Regions from separate parts of the Homo sapiens genome. Here region 1 is linked to region 2. The links are chromatin contacts, found by Hi-C or POLR2A ChIA-PET in ENCODE. All regions are on one chromosome and are shown on one strand. The core of a region is the stretch at or near the end of the contact, and the rest is flanking DNA. Distances in the headings are between cores, read along the strand shown.

Region 1 (3,582 bases), core at 1,053-3,552, 50 kb before region 2:
GGGGAGGGCCGTGAGCACCTCCTGCCTGGAGTTCTGGGCAGTGGCTCAGGAAGAGGGGAGGGGGACAGAGAGAGACACAGAGACAGAGACAGAGAGACAGGGAGACAGAGACAGCCAGACAGAGACAGCGAGAGACAGAGACACAGAGACAGAAAAACAGACAGAGACAGATGGACAGAGACAGAAAGAGAGACAGAGAGAGAGACACACACAGAGAAGCAGAGAACAGGGAAGAGAGGGGAGAGGGGAGAGAGGGGAGTGGGGAGGGGAAAGGGGAGGGGGAGGGGAGGGGGGAGTGGAGGGCAGAGAGGGGAGGGGACAGCGAAGATGAGAGAGTGAGGAGGGGAGAGGGGAAAGGGGAGAAGGGAGAGGGGAGACAGGAGAGGGTGGAGGGGAGAGGGGAGAGGGAAGAGGGGAGAGGGGAGAGGAGAGAGGGGAGAGGGGAGACGGGAGGGGCGAGGGGGGAGGGGAGAGGGGAGAGAGGGGACAGGAGACGGGGGAGGTTTTCTTCCTCCTGATTATGGGGGCACCAGGGCTTATAGGGCTGGGCTGCCCCTGCCCTGTGGAGCGTCTGGGCTCTGTATGGAGGGGCCCTGTCTGGGGCCCAGAGATGCTGCCAGGGGTGGCCGGGTGAACTGACTGCGGCCCAGTGCAGCTCTGGGGAGGGGAGTGGCCACCCTGACGCCACCTGCCCCGCCTCTAGCACCAGAAGCAAAGGTGGAGGCCAGGAAGCCCCGGGAAGTCCTGCAGGGCTGCAGGGAAGAGGGGTATCTCTAAGCAACAGCCACAGTTGGTGGCTGGGAGCACTTCAGACTCCACATGACCAGGTCTGATCCTGCCAGCAGCACCCATGATAATGGTGACTTGGGCAAAATGAAAGTTCACTTCTCCCTCACTAAGCATTTTGTTCTGAATTTGTTCATCTGTTGATCTGTCCCGGCGAACCCTCTTGTCTCTGCCTGAGTGTCCAGTGGCCTCTCTGCACCAACGGAGTTATTCCTTGTCCACGCTGTCCTATGCAGCAGCCACCGGCCACATGTGGCTATCGGCACTTGAGCTGTAGCTGCTGTGGCTGAGGACCTGGATTCTTCATTTTTTAAAAAAAATTTTAACTTAAATATAAACTTCAGTGACCACACAAGCTTAGTGGCTGCTGTCCCAGTGAGGTCTGGGTGCTGAGGACACAGTGGGGAAGACAGTCCCCAGGGAGCCTCCATCCCAGGAGATACAGAAAACAAGCCAGGGGAGAGCACAGAGAGGGAGGCAGGGACAGCTGTGGTGCCCGTGGCGGCTCTGGTGCCCATGGCGGCTGTGGTGCCCGTGGCAGCAGGGACGGCTGGGACAGCCAAGTTACAGGCTCAGTGACATCTCTCCATTAGGACTGGGAGAGGACTGGGGGTCCTACTGCCTAGCACTTGAGAATGTGATGGTATTGGGAGGGAGCTGTTTGCAGAGGTCATCAAGTGACAGCTCACAGGGGTGCATCCTAATTCAATATAACGGGTGTCCTTATTAAAAGGGGGAATTTGGACACAGAAATAGACACTCACAGAGCAGGGACGATACAGAGACACAGGGAGAAGCTGGGGCCTGCAAGCCAAGAAGAGGCCGGAACCGGTGCCCGCCTACAGCTCAGGGGAGCAGCCCAGCCACACACTGACCTGGGACTTCAGGCCCGAGGCTTCGAGACGTGTCTGTGGTGTGCACAGCCTGGCTGCACTCATTTCCACAGCGGCCCGAGCGTATTGGTATAAACGTCCCGTGTCCACCCTCCCCCTCAGCCTGGCTGCTCTGAACTGGCCCAGGCCCAGCTTGCCCACCTTGGCTGCAGCCCCCAACGGCTCTGCCTCATGCTGAGCCTCCCAAGGGGTTCCCCTCAGAACATTCTCCCATGGCGTGGTCACCTAGAAGCTACTCCGAGCTGTCATGCCGGTGCAGTGACCACATCCCTCCCCAGCCAGTGCTTGTCAATGGCCCTCCTGGGTGAATCTCCCTTCCCTGCACCCCCTCCGCCAGCCACCTGAGCCCTCCCCGGGGCCCTGGGCTCCGCCCTTGCGCCTCTCGTTGCCTGGTGAGCAGAGCTTTCTTGTCCCACTGGAGTAGAGAGCGTGGAGCCAGCGGTGCGAGTTCCTGAGCACGGGGAACTCCGGGATTGCTGGGCATGCTGGCACCGTCCTGAACCCCATCTCCCTGTTTACAGAATGACGCCTCCCTCCAGGGACAGCTGTGGGGAGGGGAAGCCAGCAGGGAGCACCCCCCCTCACCAGCAGGGGGCACCCACTCACCAGCAGGGAGCACCGCCTCGCTGGAGCTGCACCTGTTTCCTCCTCCCCTGCTTACCAGTGTCTTCCAGACCCGGTGGGGGGGAACAGAACCGAGGGAGATGGAGACGCAGGTGTGGCTGTGTGTGCAGATTGGCGGTCAGGATTCACCCGAGGGGCCATGGGGATCACATGCCTCATCGCCTGGGATGTGCTGGCTGGGGCAGGGCCACCTTTCTCAGGAGGGGGATCTGCCTGGGTTCCCATGGGGCCCTGCTCCCTGCATGCAGGTGGGCCGGGGCTGCAGCGGCTGGTACGAGACAGCCAGCCAGCGATGGGAAACAGCGTTTCTGGGGGGCCTTCTGAGGGCAGGACGGCGCCTCTGGGGTGCTGGTTGAGGCCAAGGCGGTGGTGCCTGGTCACCGACCTCGGAGCGTTTGATGCCCTGAGACCTGGGATGCTCTGGGAGACAGAGGTGCAGGCCGGGCGTGTCCTGACACCTTCCAGCATGTCCCGGCCTGGTCCGCATCTGTGACCACAGAGGTCTTCTTGGCACTTCTTGGGATCAGAGCCCTGAGGCCCATGCATCCGGAAACGCCGTTTGGAGATGTGGAAAGTCCCTTTTGACTCACAAAATCTGCCTTTGTCTCAGCAAGTGTCCCAGAACCGTGGGGACGTAGTGGCCCTAGACTGGGAAGTGGGGCTCGGGAACCAGATTCAGAATTACTCACCTTCCCCAAAGACACGGGGCCTGCCGGGAGGAGGGACGTGGGTCACAAAAGTGGGCCGTGGCCACCCCAGGGTCAAGCAAGCTCGCCGTGTGCACTCGGGGAAGGCAGGCTGTGCGGACGCCTACAGAGGAACATGGGGGCCACTCTGCCTCCTGTTTCCCGGCACCCACACCCGCTAGGGCCACTGCCCAAACAGTTCTCGAGGCAACCTCGGTTCCAGGTTCCGGCATGTGGCACCATTGCTGCTGTGTGGACACCACCCCTCAGAGAAGGCCAAGCCGGCAAGGCCCAGGCAGTGTCAACCGCCCCAGCTCCCAGAACCGCATCTGTCAGGCTGAGCCGCCTCTTGGTTTGGGGCCCAGGGCCCTCGTGAGGATGTAGCTGAGCACCAGCTGCATTTGCCTGGAGTGGTTCCTGCCTTCCAGGGGCTGCTCCCCACCAGGGCTGGGCTTGGGTGCAGGCACTGGGGCCGCACGTCCTGGGGAGATGCTGTTACCAGCGAGGGTCCCCCGCCAGGATCCCAGCCGGCTGCCGTGGAGGCCAAGGGCTCACACTTTCCCCCTTCCTCTTGCCTACGGACCATGAGGACT
Region 2 (3,501 bases), core at 706-3,205:
CAGTCTTGACACAAAATTGTCATTTCCCGAGTCAGCCCCGAGCCTGTGCCCCCCTCCTTCGGCAGACAGCTAAGGGCATACGTTGGCTTTTTAGGGTGATTTTTAAATTCCCCTATTATTTTCCTTAACTTTCTAACTCTAAAAATACCATCAGGAGATCCCTATCTTCTCAGAAGGGAGGGTTTTGTAGTGCCAGGTAGAGGCCAGTGAGCAGGAAGGAAGGAGGTGCTGAGCCAGGCGCCCCCAGGTCCAGGGAGGGTGGGCCCCCCTGCTGCGTGTGACCTCCACCAAGTGGGGCGTCCGTCGGCCGGCTCCTTGCCCTCCCCTGCATCCTCCCAGCCTGGGCTCTGCGCTTTGCGTCGACGCCACCCCTGAGTGCCTCCTGCCAGCGTCCAGTGTTCTGCTGACCTGGGTCCCACACAGCAGTCGGGAAGTCAGGCCGCTCAAGATGTCTCTTTCCTTCCTTTTACTGTAAACACAGCGGAATTAATACTGCATTTCCAAAATACTTGAAGACATTTGGTTTTGTTTTTGAGAAGCCTCAATCTGGGGTTGAAGTAACCGGAGACGAGGGACGTGACCGTGAGACCACCTTGGGGTGGGGCCTGGCCTGATGAGGGCCCTCAGCCCTGGCTGTTGTCCCAGGACAGGGTAGTGGCCTCTTCAGAAGCTGCATCTCTGGACCTCTTTCTGGTTCCCCTGCTGGGTCCTTCCCGGCTCGGGGAGCTTGTGGCCGCCCCCCCTGTCTGTAGCTCGGCCAGCCCTTGGGGTGGGACCATCACTGCTGCACGTGGACGCTGCGGAATTGGGTGTTGCCAGGCTCAGCACTCAGCACCTTTCTGCACGTGGATGGTGTGGAACTGGGCATTGCCGGGCTCAGCACTCAGCACCTTTCTGCACGTGGACGCTGCGGAACTGGGTATTGCCGTGCCGCACGTGGACGCCGCGGAATTGGGTGGTGGTGTGCCGGGCTCAGCACTCAGTACCTTTCCGCACGTGGACGCTGTGGAACTGGGTATTGCCGGGCTCAGCACTCAGCACCTTTCTGGGGTTTCACGCATGCTGGGCACTACCTTGAGGCCTCATGGGCTCAGGCTGGTACTCTGGCACCAAAACTCAGGAGCCACAGGCCTTCCCTGTCTGTCCGCCTGTGTGCTGGAGTTTGTGTCCTAGGGAGATGTTGGCTTTCTCCAGGGAGCAGGTGTCTTCCCACGGGCCTGGTCCGAGTGCTCCGGGAACAGGCTTTAGCTCCAGCTCGGCTGGGCTCAGGCACCACTGGCCTGGACATCCAGCTCCAACCCCTCTGCCTGATGGAGCCCAGCCTGCCATGAGGTGCCCATAGAGAGCACACCCCAGCTTCTCTCACCCTACTTGGTACTGAGACATGACTGAAACGTCCAGGCAGGTGTGTTTGTTCATGGCACACTGTGGGCCAGGGCCCAGGAGGTTCCCACCTGGAAGGCTCTCCCTGGCCCTCCCTGGCAACCCTACCCCCAGGCTGGTGGCTCTCAGGCCTCTGTCCCTCAGGGACAATATGCAGGTACCCCAGGCTGATGCTGCCTGCGTTTCAGTCGTGGAGGGACCAGGGCCCGTGACCCCAGCAGGCCTGTTGTTTGACGGTGGCGGGTTTCAGTTGGCAGTGACTCCTTCGGCTCCCTTAGGGGACCGTGGCTCGGCCCCTGGGGTGGAAGGGCAGGGGCCGCCCCTGGTCCTCTTTGCCAGGCTCAGAGGCTCATCCCCAGCAGACCTGCTCCCATTGAGGAGCCTTTTCAAGGGCCCAGGCATCTCCAGCCTCCCGCGCCTGAAATTGGGTCAGGTTGAGCCTTAAAAGTTGCCTTTAGGCGCGAACCAAGAGGCCAAGGCCGGCCATGCCCTTCCGTGAGGAGTCAGGATCCCCCGCCTTTGGCCGAGAACCAGCTTCTGACTCGCCTGTCACGGGGCTGCGGGATTTGAGGCTGAGCCTGGAGGGCAGGGGCCCCTGTGTGGACCGCGTCTCTGCCTGGAGCTCTGCCTGTCGGCTCCTGCGTTAGCTGAAGCCTCGCTGGGAAGTCACAGCAACAATTGTCCCTGGAGCCTTGCTGTCACCTCTGCCCTGGGCTCTCAGTTTTATCCAATGAGAATGTCCCAAAGCCGGTTCTCCACCATCCGCCACCGCTTCTCTCGTTTGCACCAAGAACAAAGCATACCCAGATTTGGAGGGCCCAGCAGCGGCCCCCAGCCCCGTCACCCTCTCCTCTCCAGGGCCCCCGTCAGAAGCAAGTCGCTCCCCTGTTGCTTCCCACCTAGGGCTCAGGGAACCAAGTGAATCCCCCAGGCTCTCAGATCCAGGGCTTCCCACGCTCCGAGCTGCTCTTACATTATTTTTCCCAGGGTCCTAAAGTTGGTGGAGCCCTAGAGCCCTGCCCTGGCCCCAGCCTTGGCCAGTCTGTGGGAGGCGTTCCGGCACGGTGACCCCAGAAGCCACCCTGTTTGCTTTTGTGATGTGGTGTTCAGCGTGCTCTCCCTGGGAGCTGCCCCTCACCTGGTCCCCTGTTCCCATCCTCCCCAGGCCTGGGCTGTGTGAACCCCAGGATCGAAGCCCCGCACGGGGCCTGTTCTGATCCACATTGTGGCCACTGTTCACAGGAAGTGTCTTCAAATAAAACCTTCCCCCTTTTCCGTATTGACCTTGAGACGTTTTCCTGTTAAAACGTCACCTTGTGCTGGCACCAGCCGTCCTCCAGGTCTGAGCCACGTGCCTCTGCTCATGGCGGGAGTGGGGCTGAGCAGGCAGTGGGGATGGAGCTGAAACTTCTACCCCAGCCTGGCCCGTCCCGAGTGGAGCTGGGGAGCTGCCTGGCAGGCGCTGGCCTGCTCCTGGCTGTGCTGCTGACCCTTGCCCATGTGGGTTTTCTCAGGGCACAGGGTGTGTCCCCCTCTCTGGCACAGGTGTCTGAAGCAGGCTGCCTGCTCCGTGCTGGGGCAGGCGGGGTGGCCCCCACGTGGATATCTGAACCTTTGCTGTTATCTCGTGGTGACCTCCGTGCCCGGTTAAGATGTGTCAGTTTCTGCCCAGGGCCGACGCTGAGCTGTGGATTTTTTTTTTTTTTTTTTTTAGCTTTATGGGCAGCAGCCGTCTCATCCCTCCGCTGGCTCTGCTTCCATTCCTGAAGTCTCAGGCTCTCCCAGGGTGTCAGATCTCAGGCCCTGAGCCATCCAGGGAACGGAGCCGGGGGCCCTCTCGTTCTCCCTCTTGTTTTTTCCATAACTTTTCCAGTGTAACAGGTTTCCCTCCGTCGGGGAGGCACAGCGGAGCAGCTGCATCTTGGTTCTCTGCCAACCATGTGGTTCTGCTCCCCTCCCCTAAGCCCTCATTCCGGGATGGTCAGGGGTCCTGTCCTGGGCCTCTCTCTGAACCTCCATCTGTTCTGGGAAGGACTCCTGCCCCCTCCTGCCCCCACGGCCGCTTTGCCTGCCCAGGGCCTGAGTGCAGCCTGGGGAGGGGGCTCCCTCTGGGTGTGG

Evidence for each region. Hi-C counts contacts between places; a loop is a spot of excess contacts on that map. ChIA-PET counts read pairs that join two places held with the same protein, here RNA polymerase II (POLR2A). Pooled maps may share reads with other maps.
Region 1: a map of heart left ventricle shows a loop between it and region 2 (3-fold over the local background). The contact joins two enhancer-like sites. A Hi-C loop is called at or near these places in 8 of 168 maps with a recorded cell type or tissue (Right ventricle myocardium inferior, body of pancreas, heart left ventricle and 2 more) and 5 of 50 pooled maps. POLR2A ChIA-PET finds 5 or more read pairs at or near these places in 3 of 52 experiments (H1, PC-9 and naive thymus-derived CD8-positive, alpha-beta T cell).

What each region holds. Positions count from the first base shown.
Region 1 is chr5:1,139,176-1,142,757 of GRCh38, reverse strand. It overlaps a transcript of SLC12A7 not described here. Among named protein-coding and RNA genes, the nearest start is that of SLC12A7, 29 kb to the right of the region's middle. RefSeq lists an enhancer at 1,421-2,264. Within about 2 kb of position 2,302, at least 3 of the 41 ENCODE cell types and tissues checked have a DNase peak (open chromatin) inside an H3K27ac peak, as active enhancers do; they include body of pancreas, where a contact is called at or near this core.
Region 2 is chr5:1,089,166-1,092,666 of GRCh38, reverse strand. All of the region lies in intron 3 of SLC12A7 (solute carrier family 12 member 7), which reads left to right. Among named protein-coding and RNA genes, the nearest start is that of SLC12A7, 21 kb to the left of the region's middle. Within about 2 kb of position 1,955, at least 4 of the 41 ENCODE cell types and tissues checked have a DNase peak (open chromatin) inside an H3K27ac peak, as active enhancers do; they include body of pancreas, where a contact is called at or near this core.